2 separate regions of the Homo sapiens genome follow, and region 1 is linked to region 2. Evidence: chromatin loops called from intact Hi-C (ENCODE). Cell type or tissue: mammary epithelial cell. All regions are shown on one strand. Each heading gives the region's core, and the rest is flanking DNA. Links, peaks and the distances in the headings are about the cores only. Region 1 has its middle 32 kb from the start of SNORA70F. Region 2 overlaps GRB14 (growth factor receptor bound protein 14).

Region 1 (9,251 bases), core at 882-8,881, 95 kb before region 2:
TTACTGTGTCTCTTGGTAGAGAATTCCCCTTTTCTTGGTGCTATGCTATCAGAGTCCAAAATCAAAAGGACAGAAAGCAGACAATTAGAATGTGTCAATAAGTGTAATCTCAAAGGCTTGCATCCCAGTTTCCAGTCCTAGGACTCCAGACGCATATATTTTAGCTAAGGGGGTAAAAGAATGCCATGTGGTAGTCACTTATTCAGAACATAAACTGTATTCTGCAGGACAGTACCTCAAATTTGCAAGCTATTGACTCTGAATGAAGCTCATCTGAGTTTTCATGGAGTATGCAATACCCACAAATCCCTTGAACATTAGCTCATTGCTTTGTTTCTCTATAAAGTTATTTCCTTTAAACTGAAGCAACTTTGTGTGGGATACCATGCCCTTGCATATGGTAGACAATCTATAGATAGAGCAAGGACAGAGAAAAATGATCAATAAAAGAAAAAAAATCCAGAATAAATATTTATTGCAAGAAGGAAAGATTTCTGCTACTCACTCCTTATTCCCTAAAAGATGGCAGTTGCCCACTCCGGACAACCTGACACCAAATAGTTCTTTGGTCCTTCTAGGTATAATGCTTATAAGGACTTATGATGGTCTACTGCTATTAGAAAATGGAGTTACAATAATACAGGGAAGAGATCTTACTGTGTGGACATCTCATGATGTGAACGGCATACTCACTGCTAAAGGAGACTTGTAGCTATCAGACAACCATTTACTTAAACATCAGGCTCTGTTACTTGAAGGGCCAGTGCTGCGACTGCACACTTGTGCAACTCTTAACCCAGCCACATTTCTTCCAGACAATGAAGAAAAGATAGAACATAACTGTCAACAAGTAATTGCTCAAACCTATGCCACTCGAGGGGACCTTTTAGTGTTTCCCTTAACTGATCCTGACCTCAACTTGTATACTGATGGAAGTTCCTTTGTAGAAAAAGGACTTCAAAAAGCGGGGTATGCAGTGGTCAGTGATAATGGAATACTTTAAAGTAATCCCCTCACTCCAGGAACTAGTGCTCAGCTGGCAAAACTAATAGCCCTCACTCGGGCACTAGAATTAGGAGAAGGAAAAAGAGTAAATATATATACAGACTCTAGGTATGCTTACCTAGTCCTCCATGCCCATGCAGCAATATGGAGAGAAAGGGAATTCTTAATTTCGAGGGAACACCTATCAAACATCAGGAAGCCATTAGGAGATTATTATTGGCTGTACAGAAACCTAAAGAGGTGGCAGTCTTACACTGCTGGGGTCATCAGAAAGGAAGGGAAAGGGAAATAGAAGGGAACTGTCAAGCAGATATTGAAGCCAAAAGAGCCACAAGGCAGGACCCTCCATTAGAGATGCTTATAGAAGGACCCCTAGTATGGGGTAATCCCCTCCAGGAAACCAAGCCCCAATGCTCAGCAGGAGAAATAGATTGGGGAACCTCATGAGGACACAGTTTTCTCCCCTCAGGATGGCTAGCCACCAAAGAAGGAAAAGTACTTTTGCCTGCAGCTAACCAATGGAAATTACTTAAAACCCTTCACCAAATCTTTCACTTAGGCATTGATAGCACCCATCAGATGGCCAAATTATTATTTACTGGACCAGGCCTTTTCAAAACTATCAGGCAGATAGTCAGGGCCTGTGAAGTGTGCCAAAGAAATAATCCCCTGCACTGCAGGCCATACATTTCAATCCCTATATCTTTAACCTCCTTGTTAAGTTTGTCTCTTCCAGAATCAAAGCTGTAAAACTACAAATCGTTCTTCAAATGGAGCCCCAGATGCAGTCCATGACTAAGATCTACCGTGGACCCCTGGACCGGCCTGCTAGCCCATGCTCTGATGTTAATGACATTGAAGGCACCCCTCCCAAGGAAATCTCAACTGCACCACCCCTACTATGCCCCAGTTCAACAGGAAGCAGTTAGAGCGGTCTTCGGCCAACCTCCCCAAAAGCACTTGGGTTTTCCTGTTGAGAGGGGGGACTGAGAGACAGGACTAGCTGGATTTCCTAGGCCGACTAAGAATCCCTAAGCCTAGCTGGGAAGGTGACCGCTTCCATCTTTAAACACGGGGCTTACAACTTAACTCACACATGACCAATCAGATAGTAAGGAGAGCTCACTAAAATGCTAATTAGGCAACAACAGGAGGTAAAGAAATAGCCAATCACCTGTTGCCTGAGAGCACAGCGGGAGGGACAATGATCGGGATATAAACCCAGGCATTCAAGCCGGCAACAGCAACCCCCTTTGGGTCCCCTCCCTTTGTATGGGAGCTCTGTTTTCACTCTACTTCACTCTATCAAATCTTGCAACTGCAAAAAAAAAAAATGGATCATTTGTAAAGACCGTAGCCATATTACCATTGGTAAGAACTCCATGTTGTTGAAACCATGAATAACCTTCATTCCTTCCATGATGAACATGTGGTTCTTGAGTCCACTGTAATTTTCTGAGAAAGAAGGGTGACCTATGTCTACTGAGTGGGTCACCTTATTCACACTAGAGGCTTTGTGGTGAATATAACTTTCCAAGAAATATATTCTCGTTCTGGGCTCACTATAAAGGGTCATACCCCTTCAGCATACCCTTTCCCTAAACTTCCTCCACAATGCTCCGAGTTCACTATTTTCAAGTGCCTGGCTGTCTAACCAGTGCCTTAACAGCTGAATTGGTGTAGGTTCCTGTTCTAGTTATTGTTGTTGCATAAAAAATTAACCCACAGCTTTGTGTTTTAAAACAATCACTTTATTCTAATCATGGATTCTGTGGGTAAGGAATTGGAGTGGGAGACAATTTATCTTTGCTCCATGATGTCTGTGACCTCAGTTAGGAAGTCTCGAAGCCTGGGGATGACTCAATGACTGTGGGCTGGAAGCATCTGAAAGCTTGTTCATTCACATATCTAGTACCTAAACTGGTCTGACTCAAAGACTAGGACTGGTGACTGGGGCATCTACACGCAGCCTGTCTTGGCAACCACACAGCATGTGACAACTACAGGGTAGTAGGATTTGTTCCAGGTGACCACAGGAAATAATTTAATTAGCTGTTTCACTTTTCCATGCTAGGATGAGGCAGATCTAAATTCCATCCCTAAAATGATTAGGATTTAAAATTCCTTCAGCCTCAACAAGGTCAGATACAAACCCTAGATTCTGCCCATTTCACTGAGGCTCTGTGCTGTAACTAGCGACTGGTAACAATTTCTGTTTAAATGAGGGTCTTTTGCTGCACAACAAAAACAGACTCTGGCTTTACTAACCAGAAAAGAACTACACTGGAAGAATATAGGTTGGCTCAGACAGTCCATAGGAAGGCTAAATAACCACGCTCAGGAAATGGGCCTTAGAGAGTGGGAAGAGAAAATGTATCTAAACTTATATCTCAGTAACAGCTTGATAGGACATTGTCACTAGCAGTGCCACCACTAGGTCCTCACCATTGCTGCTGGCATGAACAGCTACCACTACTATGACTACTTGACCTAGTCAAGTTTTACTGCCTCCTCCAGAACAACCTCTAACTATCCCAATATGTCACTTACTACAGATCCAACATTCCTGCATTGAATATCCTGTTGGTTTACTAAGAGACATGCCTATATCTTAGTTCATGGGGTGAGAAGAGAGGTTAAATGTTCTTTCCCATTCCCTAGAGGGAAGTGGGGTTTTTGCCCCACCACATTTACACAACAAAATTGCTCCCAAGTAGAAAAGGGGCTTAGATTATATGTAGACAAAAATAAAGCAAATACCCACTGAACATATTAATCTCATTATTCAATAATTAAAATGATTGAATGGGTGAATTAAGAGTGAATTAGTTCATATAATTGCTTTAACTCTTTTCATTTATAAAATAAGGGTTTGACCTATGATCTCTGATTTTTATTATAACTTTAAATTCTTTTTTAAAAATTATTGTCAGCCGGACATGGTGGCTCATACCTAAAATCCCAGCATTTTGGAAGGCTGAAGTGAGAGGATCACTTGAGACCAGGAGTTCGAGACCAACCTGGGCAACAGGGAGACACTGTTCCTACAATAAATAAATAAATAAATATTTAAAAATTAGCCAGGCATGGTGGTGCATGCCTGCGGTCCTAGCTACTCAGGAGGCTGAGGTGGGAGGATCACTTGAGCTTGGGCTGTCAAGGCTGCAGTGAGCCATTACTGGGCCATTGCACTCCATCCTGGGCAACAGAGCAAGACTCTGTCTTAAAAAAAAGAAAAAAAAATATTGTCAGTATTATTTGCAGAGTCTCATCCACATGGTGGAGCCATATGCCCAGGACTTGGCAGTACCCACTGCACGAATATCATGAAACTCCTAATGAACCAAGTGGGCTAACATTTTGATGTTCCAATGACTTGTTTTGTGTGTGTGTATAAAACAGGTGTAACTAAAGATTGTTGAACAAAGTTGGTTAAATGTAGTGCTTCTGCATCTAATTTTCCATTGTGTGAGCAGAAATGTGAGAATTTTTTTTTTACATCATCTCATTTTGCTTTCTGAACTACAGCACAGATTGATTGTCTAGAGAGAGTGTATAAACTAGCAGACAGCAAACTCAGGAAACACCTTTCCCAAGGATGTAGGTTCTTGGTACAGAAACCCTTTCATGAGAGACTAGGTTCCAAGGTTTACTATGAGGAAATTTGGGAACTTTCTGTTTAATTCACCTCCTCTGAGTCATTCCTTCAGTAGCCTAGATCTCACCTCTGAGAATGATTCAGCCTTTTTAAGCCAATACAGAATCTTTTAAGCCAATACAGAATCTTTTCTCCCTCCTTTGGGAAAGATTGCAAATATTCTTGGAGCAAAAGGTGATGACACTCCAGAACTGGCTGGCTTTCCTCTTCACAGTGGATCTGTGATGGTTCCCAAGGAAAATACCTACAGGGAATCTCCCTGGCTTCATCTTTTGGCAGCCAATGCCAAACGAAGCTCAAATCTTCAGAGAAGATTTCACTTGCAGTGGCTCTCAGAGTATGTTTTATTATTGAAAAATTGGGAGTAGTAAGAGTACCTGGAGCATATGGTGGTTGTGAAAACTAAGTGAGATGAGTTTTGAACAATGCAGGGCCTACAGTAAGCACTAGAAATGCATTACATATTACTCTTATTATTTAAAATGATGCCCAAATTCCTTTGTGGGACATTCAGCACCCCTCATGATCTTGACCCTGCTTTCTTGTCTGGCTTTAACTTATCATTCTCCATACCATTCTTTCCCTTGCACCAGCAAAGCTCTGCTCCACCCTTACTGAACTACTTGTAGTTATCTTGAAACTTTCATCCTTTCTCTTGGCTTAGGGCTTTACACATGCAGCTCTCTTCTTCTGCCTAGAACATCCTATTCTACATAATTTGTCATATTAAATTCTACTCATTCTTTGAGACCTTGCTTCATAGTTATCATTGCAAAAGCTTTTCTGTTCTCCAAACTTGGGCCTGGTCCTATTTCTTACTAGATGCCCTTTAGTACTGTCTTAGTCCATTCAGGCTGCAATAACAAAACACCATAAACTGGGTGACTAACAAACAACAGAAATTTATTTCTCACAGCTCTGGAGGCTAGGAAGTCCAAGATAAAGGCACTGGCAGATTCAGTGTCTTGTGAAGGCTTACTTTCTAGTTCATAGATGGTGCCTTGTTGCTAGGGGCGAGGCTACCTCTGGAGCCTCTATTAAAAGGGCACTAATCCCATTCATGGGGGCTCTGTTCTTATGACCTAATCACCTCCCAAAGACTTCACCTTCTAATACCTTGGGTTAGGATTTCAACATATGAATTTCAGACCATAGTAAGTACCCGCTGTTTACCCCTTTGTAAAAGTTCATTGTAAACTACTTGATTCTTTGGCTATCTCCCCGACTTCCCCATAAGATTCTTAGAGGTAGAATTTCCTGATGGTATAGCATATCACAGTGCCTGGTACATAGTACATATCCCATAAATAAAGGAATAATGAGTAAATAGGCCACTTATGGCATGATAATTATTTCAAAACTGAAACAAAGAAAAGCAAGATATATTGGTGGCAATTATAAAACATCATGTATGTTTTCTGCCCAAAATATTCAAGCATACTTGGAATACATAAATAAAGAATCATTTGGGGTATAAATATGTCTTATTCAAAATGGAAATTTGTAATCATTATGTATCACATATTTAAATGAATGTACTATAAAATATAATTAATGCTACAAGAAAATTTTTGCACCAGATAGAGAAAATCAAATTGGTAAATTGATTAATTATATTCCTAATTATTTCTTATGTTTTTGTTTTCCTTTTTGTTTTTCAGTTAGGGCATCTGCCTTAACTTTGGCATAAAGATGTTCACTGATCCTGGCTTACTGGACTTTAATCCAGTACTAATGACTTGAAGCACACTGTGAACTACAAACATATTTTCATTCATCATGGCAGATGCTCTTTGAGACTTGCATTGTGAGGACAGAAGTTCAATTAATGTGTTTCCCATTTGTTCTTCTGACAGATAGAGGCCAAATGACACAATGGGAAGATCTTCAACTAAGTGTCAAGAAAAAAAACTAGTGTTCTAGTGTTCTAGAGTCCTCTTTGCCACTTAAAATAGCCTTGTGACTATAAGTGTGTCATCCATCATCTTGGAGGTTCAGAAATGGAAAGGAAAGACATTTTGTAAGTGGCATAGCATAAATGTCGATAGAATCCTGGCTTTGTCACTCCAACTTAGGTGACCACTAAACCATCTGTTTCCATTTTCTCTTTCACTTATTTAATATACATTTAGTGGTTAGCATAAACTGACACTGTATTAAATAAGTAAAAAATGAAATAAATGGTTGTTGTCTAGAGAAATGCAGCATTTAGTGTGAAAGGCAGACATCCAAACCTCACATGATATGGTCAATAAAAGCCTTTCTCAAATTTTTATGTGTATAGGAACCACCTGAGGATCTCCTTAAAATGCAGATTGTAGTTCACTAGGTCTGGAGTGGGACCTGGGATTCCTCATTTCACACAAGCTTCCAGGCTATGGATACTGCTGATCAGTGAATCACAGTTTGAGAAGTGATTGTAATAAAATATAAACAGAGATATGCTATCGGAGCACAGAAGAAAAGAAACTAACTGAACTATGTAGCATCCAAAGAGGAAATGAGACGGAGTTGAAGGATGAGTAACAAAAGATGCAAAGGAAGGCATTTAAATGTCTTTGAGTAGAGGCACTATTTTATATAGAACACAGAGGTATGAATTGCCATGGTGTGAGTGTAGAAAAATAATCCCACACTGGGGAGTCATGTACAGGGAGACCAGTTTCCAGGAAGAGCAACAGTTCACTTAGGAGGTAATGAAGGCCTGAATTACTTTAATGTGTTCATGTGATTATTCATAGCTGAGTTTTCTAAAAGGTGTAGTGGAGAGGGCCTAATGAAAGGGAAAACAGGGAGGATAAAAAGAAAAAGGAAATACATTTCTCCCAATATATTTGTAAGGTAAAAAGTGACAAGGCCATGGCCAGGTTCAGTGGCTCATGTGTGTAATCCCAGTGCTTTGGGAGGCTGAGATAGGGAGGATCACTTAAGGCCGGGAGTTCAAGATCAGCCCAGGCAACATAGCAAGACCCTATCTCTACATAAAATTAGCCGAGTGTGGTGCCACGTGTCTGTAGACCTGACTACTTGGGAGACTGAGGCAGAAGGATCACTGGAGCCCAGGAGTTCAAGGTTACAATGAGCTAAGACCATGCCACTGCACTCCAGCCTGAGTAACAACAGAGCAAGACCCTGTCTCAAAAAAAAAAAGAAAGAAAGAAAGAAAGAAAAACAAAAACAAAAAAGAAAAAGCAAATGACAGAACCAAATCGCTGATCATAAGTGGCTGAGGGTAAAAGGGAAGAGAGACAGGAAAATGTATTGCTCTGGTGACTGGTAATGTTGTTTTTACTCAAGATAATGGTTATACTAGGAGAAACAGTTTCTGATTTGTTGGAGGAGGTAAAAAGTGAAGACAAAATGAATTTGAACATTGAAAATTTAATGACTGAGGGACATATTTCCAGGGCCACTCTAGGTTTAAAGATCTATTATTGCTTCCCTATTATTAAGTAAATTTTCTTTGAATGCTACATAGAGTGGCTACTTCATATTTTATAATAAATTTAAACAACAATTTTGAAAAAAATTAACATTTTAGCATCATTTCATGAGTCCTTTGAGTGACTTCATTTTCTCATTTGTAAATTCTTTGTGTATTCCTTAAAGTTGGGTGTTATGACTTTTAATAGTACTAGGAATAATGCCAGCAAGATGGCAGAGGAAGGTGCCTAGACCTTGCTCCCCAACAGAAACGCTGACTTAACAACAATACACAGCTCAAAAAGCCTTTATGACAATGGTAGAATTCAGTTAGAAAGTTGAAGTACACCAGGCAAACACAAAGTCAAGAATAGCCCCATTGAAATGGGAAGGAGAAGCAAGCTCCTCCTAAGCTGTTACAGTTCATAATCTGAATGAAAAGCCCCAATGTACAGCTTCTCCCTTGGGGGAAAGAAGAAGATTGGAATGTATGTCCAAGTTTCAGCTTTTGGGGTGGGAGGAGGGCACTGCCTGAGAGATTGGTTTCTATCTCTCCTAACTTGGAGCATTAACAGGGAACCGGGATGCTTTGGATGCCTGAGAACAAAATGCAGCTCAGTGAATTGTGGCAGCACCAGAGAAACTGCAGTACTACAGACAGACATCAGAGAGAGCAAGAGATGACAAGTTCCTGAAAAATAAACTGGCAAACCTCTCACTATAAAATTACATGCACAAGTTCAGGGAAGATACATTCCCATAAAAGGCTTGTGAGGCCACTAGAATCTCTATGCAGGCTGATTTATGAAGATCTTCCCCGTACAAAACCAGTGCACAAAGATTGGGAGAAGTGGCTGTGTTTTAAATGCAAAAATCACAACAAAACGTAAGGCATACAAAGAAATAAGAAAACATGGCCAATTCAAAAGAATAAAGCCAATTTCCCAAAACCAATCCTAAAGAAACAACAAGATCTGTGAAAGTAGCTAACAAAGAATTTAAAATAATCGTCTTAAAGAAGCTCAATGTGCTTTTAAGAGAAGATAGAAAACTAAACAAAATCAGAAAAATGATGCATGAACAAATTGAGAGTATCATTAAATAGATTTTTTAAAAACCTAGTAAAACAGAACCAAACAAATTCTGGAACTGACAAATAAAATAA
Region 2 (9,251 bases), core at 458-8,457:
ATTTTTGTATTTTTACTAGAGAAGGGGTTTCACCATGTTAGCCATGATGGTCTCCATCTCCTGACCTTGTGATCTGCCCACCTCGGCCTCCCAAAGTGCTGGGATTACAGACATGAGCCACCGTGCCCAGCCAACATTGTTTTTAAGTTATGTTTGCAAACATTTTTGCATTCTTCATCCATGCTACAATTACAGGAGATGTTCATAAGCACACAAGATCCTGAAGTATCTTCTGAAATCTCAGAGAAAAAAAGGGATACTTTTAATGACATATATTTTTTTAAGATTCAAATCCTTTTGAAAATTGTAAATTCATGAGTGTAATACGGAGCAATGCCATTTATGAGAAGATCTAATTCCCCATTCATATAAGAGAATAGTTCATGTTATAATCATTTCTTTCCTCATACAATTAGACTAATTGCTATGATTTTCTAAAAGTGATTTAGTGGAGGAAAGAACACATCATCACATCACTATTTTTCCCAGAATCTTTTAAACATGCACAAAATCAGTCCAGGCTTCCTTAGCATTTGCCATGCTCCAGGGCCTGCCTGGCCCTCAGCCTGCCCAGCTTCCCTTGAAGCCTTCACTGCAGCATATCGTTTGCCTCCTTGGGCTTCAAACGGCTTTTAAAATCTGTATATCTGCACTTCTGCTCCCAGAATTGTGCTCTGCAGCCTATAGACAACACCAGGCTCATTTGCTTTCCCAAATGCTGTCTATTGCCTAAGTGTCGGCTCAGGCTGTGTTCTCATCCTAAAGCCTTCTAAGACTCTTTTGCTTCACCTTTATCTTCAAGGTGCCTTGATTTAGTATCAGTGGACCCACCTTTATTACTCATTTGTCAATTCAACCACTACAGCCCTGTAACATCAATTTTATTATTACCTTTTAAATAATATTTAAGTCATATTGCCGTCCATAGGTGTGTACAATATGACTTTCAGTTGCTCTATCTTGTTTATTTTTGTATATCTTGGACCACCATTTGGTTTCCAAAAGTTGTCTTTTGATTTTTGGTCTTACAACTAGATCTTAGTATTTTAAAGGAAGAAATCTTTAAAATGTTTTGTCATTTATGGGCAGAATGTAATTTCATGTAACCAAAAAACACAAAGGACTGTGGATTAAGGAGGAAAAGAGATTTATTTTTCTTTCACTTTACAAGGATAAGTCCAAAGCTAATGTTGCAGCCCCACAATGTCCTCAGGCAACTGAACTCCTTCTCGCTTTCTATTATTTCTTCTCTAGTGTGGGTCCTTTTTCCTTTTATGGAAAGATAAATGTAAATTTCCAGTCATCCTGTTTACAGTCTTTGCACAGAGAATGTGAAGGACCAAGAACAGGCTCGTGAGTTTTATACCAGTTAACGTGCCATTGTGGAGTAACCAGGAGTTTCTGCTTACATCTTGTTGGCCAACTCTGGATACAAGAGGAGTCAGGAAATGCGGGCCTGGAGTGTAGCACACTGCCCTCCTCACCAGAATCAGGATTCATCAGGAAGGAAGAGAGGAAGGGTGGATATTGGTGGGTAACTCGCCATCTCCTCTACAAGTGCCTTGGACATATTAGACATTTAGTAAATATTTGTCTGGGATTTTTGTTATTCTGGTGCCAGATATGAAATGTAGCTATGCTTTTTGAGCAAATAATATTCTATTACTTGTATAGGGATTGTAGGTATGGTAATAAGTGGGGAGAGAGCAGATTTCCTGTGCAGAAGAGGGTCGTGGAAGGCCATGGATGGTGGTCTTAGTTTAGATGGTGGACTTGCTTGGAAGGTGATAGTGAAGTGGTAGTGGGCATTGTTACTGCTTTTTATCCAGAGTTCTCATTCTTGCTAAACCTTGATATTTCTCCTGCCCTTTTTACTTTTGTACAGAGTAACTTAGTTGCATACTCAACCAGGAAGGGTGTCACACAGATGAATGGTATTTGCATTTTAGTGAAATGTTTCTTTTCCTGAGAAGTGAGTTTTTAGGAAGTGTGTTGTAGCAGATTATATGTATGCTTTAGAGCCAGGAAACCCAGAGTTTGAGTTCAGCTTCATCACTCTCCAGTGCCCTGGCTTTGGGAGCATTCTTTCAAAACCCTCTGAGAATCAGTTTCTCTATCTTGGGGATGATGATGCTTCCTCACAGAACAGTTGTGAGGATTCAACAGAATAAATATTTAGAAGCATTTCACACATAGTAGAAGTCTAACAAATATGAATTTCCCTTTTTCCCCACCTGTGAAATGGCATGTTTTACTAGTTTCATAAACAGTTTAAATTTCCCTGTGACTGAGAATTTAAACTTTCCGTGCCCTATTCTCCTAAAGTGGTTATCCAAAGATTTCATAGTAGAAAGTGAGTCAAACAAAAAGTGGTTTTTCTTCATAGATTTCAGCCAGGGAGAGAAAGACAATATATCTTTCAAATGCTTGCTCCCACTGCTTTCCTTTCTGTAACTTTAGAAGGTCTCTAATTTGAATTAAAAAAAATGAATCCAACTATATACGCTGATGAATATATTTTTTAAAATCTTTGGGAACGTAGATTTAAATACAAGATAGGTGGTTAATTACTCCTCCTTTCAGTGTCCTAAGGAGTATTAGACGGGGACTTCTGGGTTGTATATTTGAAAGGGATAAAAGTAGGTCTAGTATTAAGACGTTGCTTCAGTAGGCAAGTGGTGTTACTATTAATAGAACCTTAGCTGTATGATGGTGAGAACTTGTTACTTTTGATCATCATTGAACCCCAATGCCCAGCACATAGAAGGCACAAAGTTGGTATCTAATTACCAATTAGTTGGATAAAAACAATTTTTGTAAAGGCAAGATTGAGCTCTTTAGATACTGACCTGCTATTTCCTTCCTAATATTTGTCTCTGTTGCTTTTCTTTAATTTTTGCCAAGTTTCTCATCTTTTGGGATGAAAAGCTGTAATGCTCAGGCCTTTTCATTACCTTTATCTAGCTCCAACTTGCTGCAGTGGGCAATTTGGTATACCCTTCACACAGAGTATTGCCCTTCACAAAGAACAATAAAAAATAGCAGCTACAACATGTTCAGCATTGATTACACATTCACTTTAACCCTCATAAGAACCCTAAAAGCTTGGTGGCCAAACCCATTTTTGGATGAGGAAAATTGGCTTAGAGAGTTAAGTGTCTTGGCCAAAGCACCTCGCTCATAAATGACAGAGGTGGGACAGAGGTCCGGGCCTCTGCTCCACCTAGCACAGGAGGCTGTCCCTCAGAATTGCCTGGGCACATGTACTGCATAGCTACTCATCACCGTGTAGCTGCAGTAATTTGTCCTCTCACCTGTAGTCTTTTCATGGGACGAATCTCACCTTTTCTGCCAATCTGCCTTTTGCTCTCCTAGTTACTTTTCCTTGCTGTGCACTCAGTTTTGCCTCAAAGACATAGTGATTCAACCATCAGGTCAGAGTTTCTTAGAGCTCAACAGGACTGTAGGGGTCTCTTGGGACTTATTCAGAAATGCCTTATTTTGCTTTCAAAATTTTATAATAATAATTGCTAACATTAGTTGAGTGCTATCAGTTTGCCAGCATTTTGCCCATTTTACAGTATGAGGAGTCTAAAACTCATGGCTAATAATAAGTTTGGGGTCTGAGATCTGATCACAGCAGATTCCAGGATCCCCTGTCCACTGTGAACACCTGGGCTGAACCCCCATGAGTACAGTTGCTGGGCATCATGATTTTGCACACTGTACTGCATGTTCCACATTTGGCAGTGAAGGCTGATTAAAAATAGCTGGGCTAATGAACGGTCTCAGACTACTGCTTGGGGCGGTCTGTAGGGCTGGCTCTCATGGCTGTGCCCCAGAACTCTAAGCCAAATATTAAAAATAATAATCTCTTTTTTGGCAGGAAAAAAAAGAAGCAAGACTTTTGGTAATTTCAGATTCTAAACCCCTAGAAAGGATAAGGATTTTCTACCCCTGTAGGATATTAATAATGCTTGCTATTATGATAATTCTCAAAGAGGAATTCAAAATTTGTTTTGGCAAGAACAGCATTGTCAGAAAGCCTCCTAATCAGACATGCATATTTGAACGTATACATTCAGGCTTTGTTTGGGAAAATACCAGGAATTATTATTTTGCAGTTTGAAAACTGAAATTATCTTGGGTAGTTTTATCAATATTTGAAGAAAAAATTTGATATAACTGTTCGAAATCCCAGCGAAAACTCCAAGTTTGAGTTCCAGGAAAGGTTCCTGGTGAGGTGACACATATGTATATATACATATGCCCCCCCAATCCTTCTTATTAATGTTTAATATGTAGAAATCATTTATCTTAAAAATTCAAATATTTACTAATTCTGAAAAAATAGATATTAACTTTGTCACAAGCTTGTGATTGTATCAAACAGAAACCCCATAGTTTTAACAAGGTTGCAGTTTTCGAAACATGATATTTTCTCTATTTGCACAAACTGAGAAATAAAGACTCCCTCTGCTGGCTACTTCAGTATTTGCAATTATTCTGGCGAGAAGCTATGAAAAGTGAAAAAACAAAACAAAATGAAGAAAAATAGTCTTTTTTTGACACTCAAAAAGCTAGGTGCTTTGGGATATATGTATGTATACATCTAATTATGTTCTAGTGTTTATTTATCTAATACTTTTATCCAAGATGTCATGTAGAAGCAGCAGCTTAAAGCAGCCTAAATACTGGACGAACAGAATGGTAAGAATACAGCATCAGGTGGGAGCCAGAAATGGGGTTCTGTGGCTGGCTCAGCTGGTGACCATTTGGAGGTCCTTGAGCAGGTCAAGACTCCAGCTTCAGCTTTTTCATTTGTGAAATGGGAGGATTTCAGTGGATGTTCTCCAGGAACCCTTCTAACCTTTAGTATTTTATGATTCTAAACAGTATAGATTCCATTTCTTTTACAACACTGTGCTCTATGCATGTCTTTCACTGATGTAAAATAAATATTTAGAAAAATGTAAACTAGTACAACCACTATGGAAAACAGTATGGAGATTCCTTTAATAACTAAAAGTAGAACTACCATTTGACCCAGCAATCCCACTTCTGGGTATCTACCCAGAGGAAAATAAGTCATTATACGAAAAGATACTTGCACATTCATGTTTACAGCAGCACAATCCACAATGGCAAAATCGTGTAACCAACCCAAATGCCCATCAGTCAACGAGTGGGTAAACAAACTGGTATATTTATATGATGGAATACTACTCAGCCATAAAGAGGAATGCAGTAATGGCATTTGTAGCAACCTGGATGAAATTGGAGACTATTATTCTAAGTGAAGTGACTCGGGAATAAAAAATCAAACATCATATGTTCTCACTAATATGTGAGAGCTAAGCTATGAAGATGCAAAGGCATAAGAATGATACAATGGACTTCGGGGACTTGGGGGGAAAGAGGGAGCAGGCAAGGGATAAAAGACTACAAATGGTGCAGTATATGCTGCTCAGGTGACGGGTGCACCAAAATCTCACAAATCACCACTAAGGAACTTATTCATGTAACCAAATACCACCTGTACCCCAATAACTCATGGAAAAATAAAATAAAATAAGAAAAGTAAATAAATAAATATTTAGAAAAATGAAGGAAAAGTAAAATTACAAAATGGGTATACATCAGTTGTTCCCAGTGTTTGTTACTGCATGGGAATGTTAGGATCTAGAAAGTGATGTTTTGTACACTATTATAAGTTTATGAAATAATACCCCCAAATGTCCTGGGAAGGTTGAACATAGCATATTTTATTGATTGTATGGCACTTTAAGTTGTAAGAAGCATCATTATTTTATATACTTCCAATAAAACTATAACATACCATTAAGGGTAAGTTACATCCAGGTTTCAGAGAAGTTAAATGTGAAAAAAATGTGCTTTTAAAAAATCAAGGAAATAAGGTAGTTCCTAAAAGGGCTTCAATTGATGCCAGACAACTCAATAATTGCAATAAAGTCTGATGTGTCTTGGGCTCTAGCAAACAGTATCTTTCTCCACCTCACGTTTTCCCTCTCTTCTAAACACTTATTCCACCTCTGCCCTACTACTTGTTCTTCTTTCTCACTGTGTGAATCAATTTTTAACTTTTTCACTTAGACATGTCTTATGGCTGTTCTGGGAATAAACTATTGCTTAAAAACTGAAATGAGATCCTGAAATAACATTGTGTCCAACATAAGCATGGCCAGTGGTATTCTGCTTTAAATATGAATTAGCATTAGCACTTGCAGAGGTTTTCTTGTTTCAAAGATGAATTAGCCCTGGCATCTTAGCAGGAATTGCATGAGTATTAAAAACACTGAAACTTCAGAGAACACAGCTTTGATGAAATCATCGGAAACTTTAGTGTGGGATTTGTGATTTGAACCTCTTTATTATTCATATTGGATTTAGGTCTTAACATGTGTGTCTGTGTGTGTGTGTCTGTATGTGATAACTTAGGATATTTTCTAACTTAGTTGTTAATGTTTGCTTTCTTTTATAATGAAATTGGAGCAGTTTCTTTTATCTTTTTTTCTGCCACATAACAGAGCCAACTGAAAGGGCTTGAATTTCTCTTTGTCAAATTGAACCCCCACTTGAGTTGGAGTCCTTCTTTCTACCTAATAGGAAGAAAGGAGGCCCAAAGAATGAGTACTCTTCATGGCTCTTGGCCTGAGACAAGGAGAGCAGAAAAGGTAAATAATAGAGTAGGAGGATAAAGGTGAATGGAGGGGCTTTAAGGAGATGTCCTGAGCCTCTTCTTGCCTGCAGGCTTTTTTTCTCTTGGTTGGAACCCTAGATGCGGCATGCTGCTGCAGTGTCAGTGCCCCAGGCTATCTGGTGTGACAGTGCTAACTTCCCTTCTGTGCCAAGTTTAGGGCATTTCCAGTAGTGAGACCACTACTCTTTAGCCTGTTGCTGGATGGGAAATTAATGCATCATAAAACATCATCTGTGGATTTTGAATTCATATCCAGGACTCCTGGAAGCTCTCTGTGGATCCCCAGGAACACAAATTCTCTATTTCTGAATCTCTTTAGCCAGGCATGACCCTATAATTTACTGCAGAAATGTAATATCATACAAATCTATACCAGGGCTGGGTTTTTACAGAGCTGGTGTGGAGATGATCCATCTTGCGACCTTAATGATAAGAGCTATACCTCAAAGATTGTGAAAGGACAGAAAGAGCCTTGGTCAGGGGTGACTTGATGGAACTGCCTCACCAAATCCTGAGCTGCCTGCCCTGGTTTCAAATGTGAGAAGGAAGTCAACCTCAATCTGGCTAACCCATTGTAGGTAGGAATGACTTTCTGTTATTGTAGCTGAACCCTTTCCTAAGTGATTAAGTCATCATGTGGATATTTATCCTGATTCTCTTACCACTTTGTAATCATATTCATGTAAAACTGTCATTTTTATTATTAAATAACATTTAATTTTTAAGAATTATTTCTACGTTGCCAACTTTTTAAAAAGCTACCCATCACTTGTGTATCTTGAAAAGCATTTCCTATTGTGGTGGCCCCTGGCTAGTTTGCACTGATGGAAACCAGTGTACCACAGTACCGGGTGAAGGCACCCCCTCCTCAGGCTGCCTGGCACCCATGCTTACTCCCTGTCCTCATAACTTAGCCCTTCTGCTCTCCATTTAGTGTGGTCTGGTTATTCTTTCCTGAGTATTGTTCACTCCTTTCTTCCTCAGTATGTTTGCTCATGTTTGTCCCACACAGGTGTTTTCTTACCTTCTTTCCTTATTCTTTCAGAATCCCAGATATGAAATGGCTCTCAGCAGTCACCTAAGCCACCTTTGTTCAGTCCATAAGTTTCATGAAAATTTGCCTAAATTTTCTCTTTGGTTCACATGTGTCTTTTCTCCCATAGAGGTTTTCAAACTCCGTGAGGTGTCAACACTACCATTTTGGAATTCACTAATACTGTCTCATACAGGGGTGTACATGATGGTTTCTTTCATCACTGAAGGAATCGTTTTGACTGTCGCTGTGTGCCCCACATTTTGCTCACTGCTGGGGATATAAAGAGGAGAAAACAGTGGTCCCTGATGTCATACATCGTTCTTATGGTGAAGGGCAACACGTAGTAATTATAGTTGCACACTTGCATGCTTGCAACAAAGGGCCTGGACCTAAGCTGGAGGGTCTTTGGAAGCTTCCTCCCAGAAATAATGGTTTATCCTAAGATATGAGGGAGCAGAAAAAGTAGAGGGTAGGGAAACCGTGTTCTAAGCACAAGCAGTAGCATGTGCAAGGGCCCTGTGTTGAGAAGGAGCATGACTTTTTCAAGAAACAGAAAAAAATGTAGGATTGGAGTCAGAGGACAGGATTGTAGGGAATAAAGTGAAAGGGGGTACAAGGATGTGGAATAAACCTGTTTGTGTCAATCCTTGTAATTCTGATATTGGTGACAGTATCTGTTTTAAGTAATGTCTTATAACTAATTTAACATGTACTGTTCATGCTCAAGGAAAATGTGTTTTTGACTATCCCTCGCAAGTGGAGAGGATTGGAGGCTTTTCTTGCAACCTGATTTCTCAAAACTATATACTGTTTTTCTCTTAGTAAATATTTGACAGCTAGCAAAATAATACAGGATAGCAATAAGAAAGCAGTGGATATTCTTGAGCTGTTAGGGTCTTTTGGAGCAGTCTTTATTTTTAAAATGCAAAATTTTAAAAACACAATTAGAGATTTGGAATAAGTAATAATGACTACATTGCTTCCCATTCCTTTTCTTTCAAGGGAACTACTGAGTTGCTTAATTCAAGATATCTAAAAATGTCTCTTGTTATCTTAGGACACTGTGTTTCTTATTTATAAGAATGTAAAAATTCAGGACTACTCTGACCCTGATATAAAAATATTTCTCATGAAATATTAGTACATTGCCTATCTATTAGTACATTGCCTATCTATTAAAAATAATAAAGAAAAATATTGAAACATTATAAGCTCTTTTATAATTTTACTGTGGTTAGATGATAAACTTTCAAAGAGCTGTAGAAATAAGCTTAGCTTTAGGACACAGTTCAGAGCAAATTCCTGTGAGCCTTGTTTCTTTTATCTTGTATTAACTATATGTTAACTATACATATATAATTAATAGATACAATACATAAATTAATGAATTTATATTTCTGTTTAAAAATTATATATGTCTCATCATGCTAAGGTCATATTTAAATATGATATTTAAAATAAATTTAAAATAAATATAATATTTAAATTATTTTA

Evidence for each region. Hi-C counts contacts between places; a loop is a spot of excess contacts. Peaks named below come from ENCODE experiments on the same cell type or tissue, not always from the same donor. Only the 100,000 strongest peaks of a DNase experiment are listed, where the experiment ranks them.
Region 1: a loop joins it to region 2, with 20 times the contacts of the local background. A loop is called at or near these places in 6 of 110 quality-filtered maps.

What each region holds. Positions count from the first base shown.
Region 1 is chr2:164,650,988-164,660,238 of GRCh38, reverse strand. It overlaps a transcript of COBLL1 not described here. Among named protein-coding and RNA genes, the nearest start is that of SNORA70F, 32 kb to the left of the region's middle. In mammary epithelial cell, for the core only: a CTCF peak has its summit at 4,293 (motif pointing right); DNase peaks (open chromatin) are centred at 2,918 and 4,698; H3K27ac peaks cover 3,050 bases.
Region 2 is chr2:164,555,615-164,564,865 of GRCh38, reverse strand. All of the region lies in intron 2 of GRB14 (growth factor receptor bound protein 14), which reads left to right. Among named protein-coding and RNA genes, the nearest start is that of GRB14, 61 kb to the left of the region's middle. In mammary epithelial cell, for the core only: a CTCF peak has its summit at 4,479 (motif pointing left); no DNase peak of the experiment used is centred there.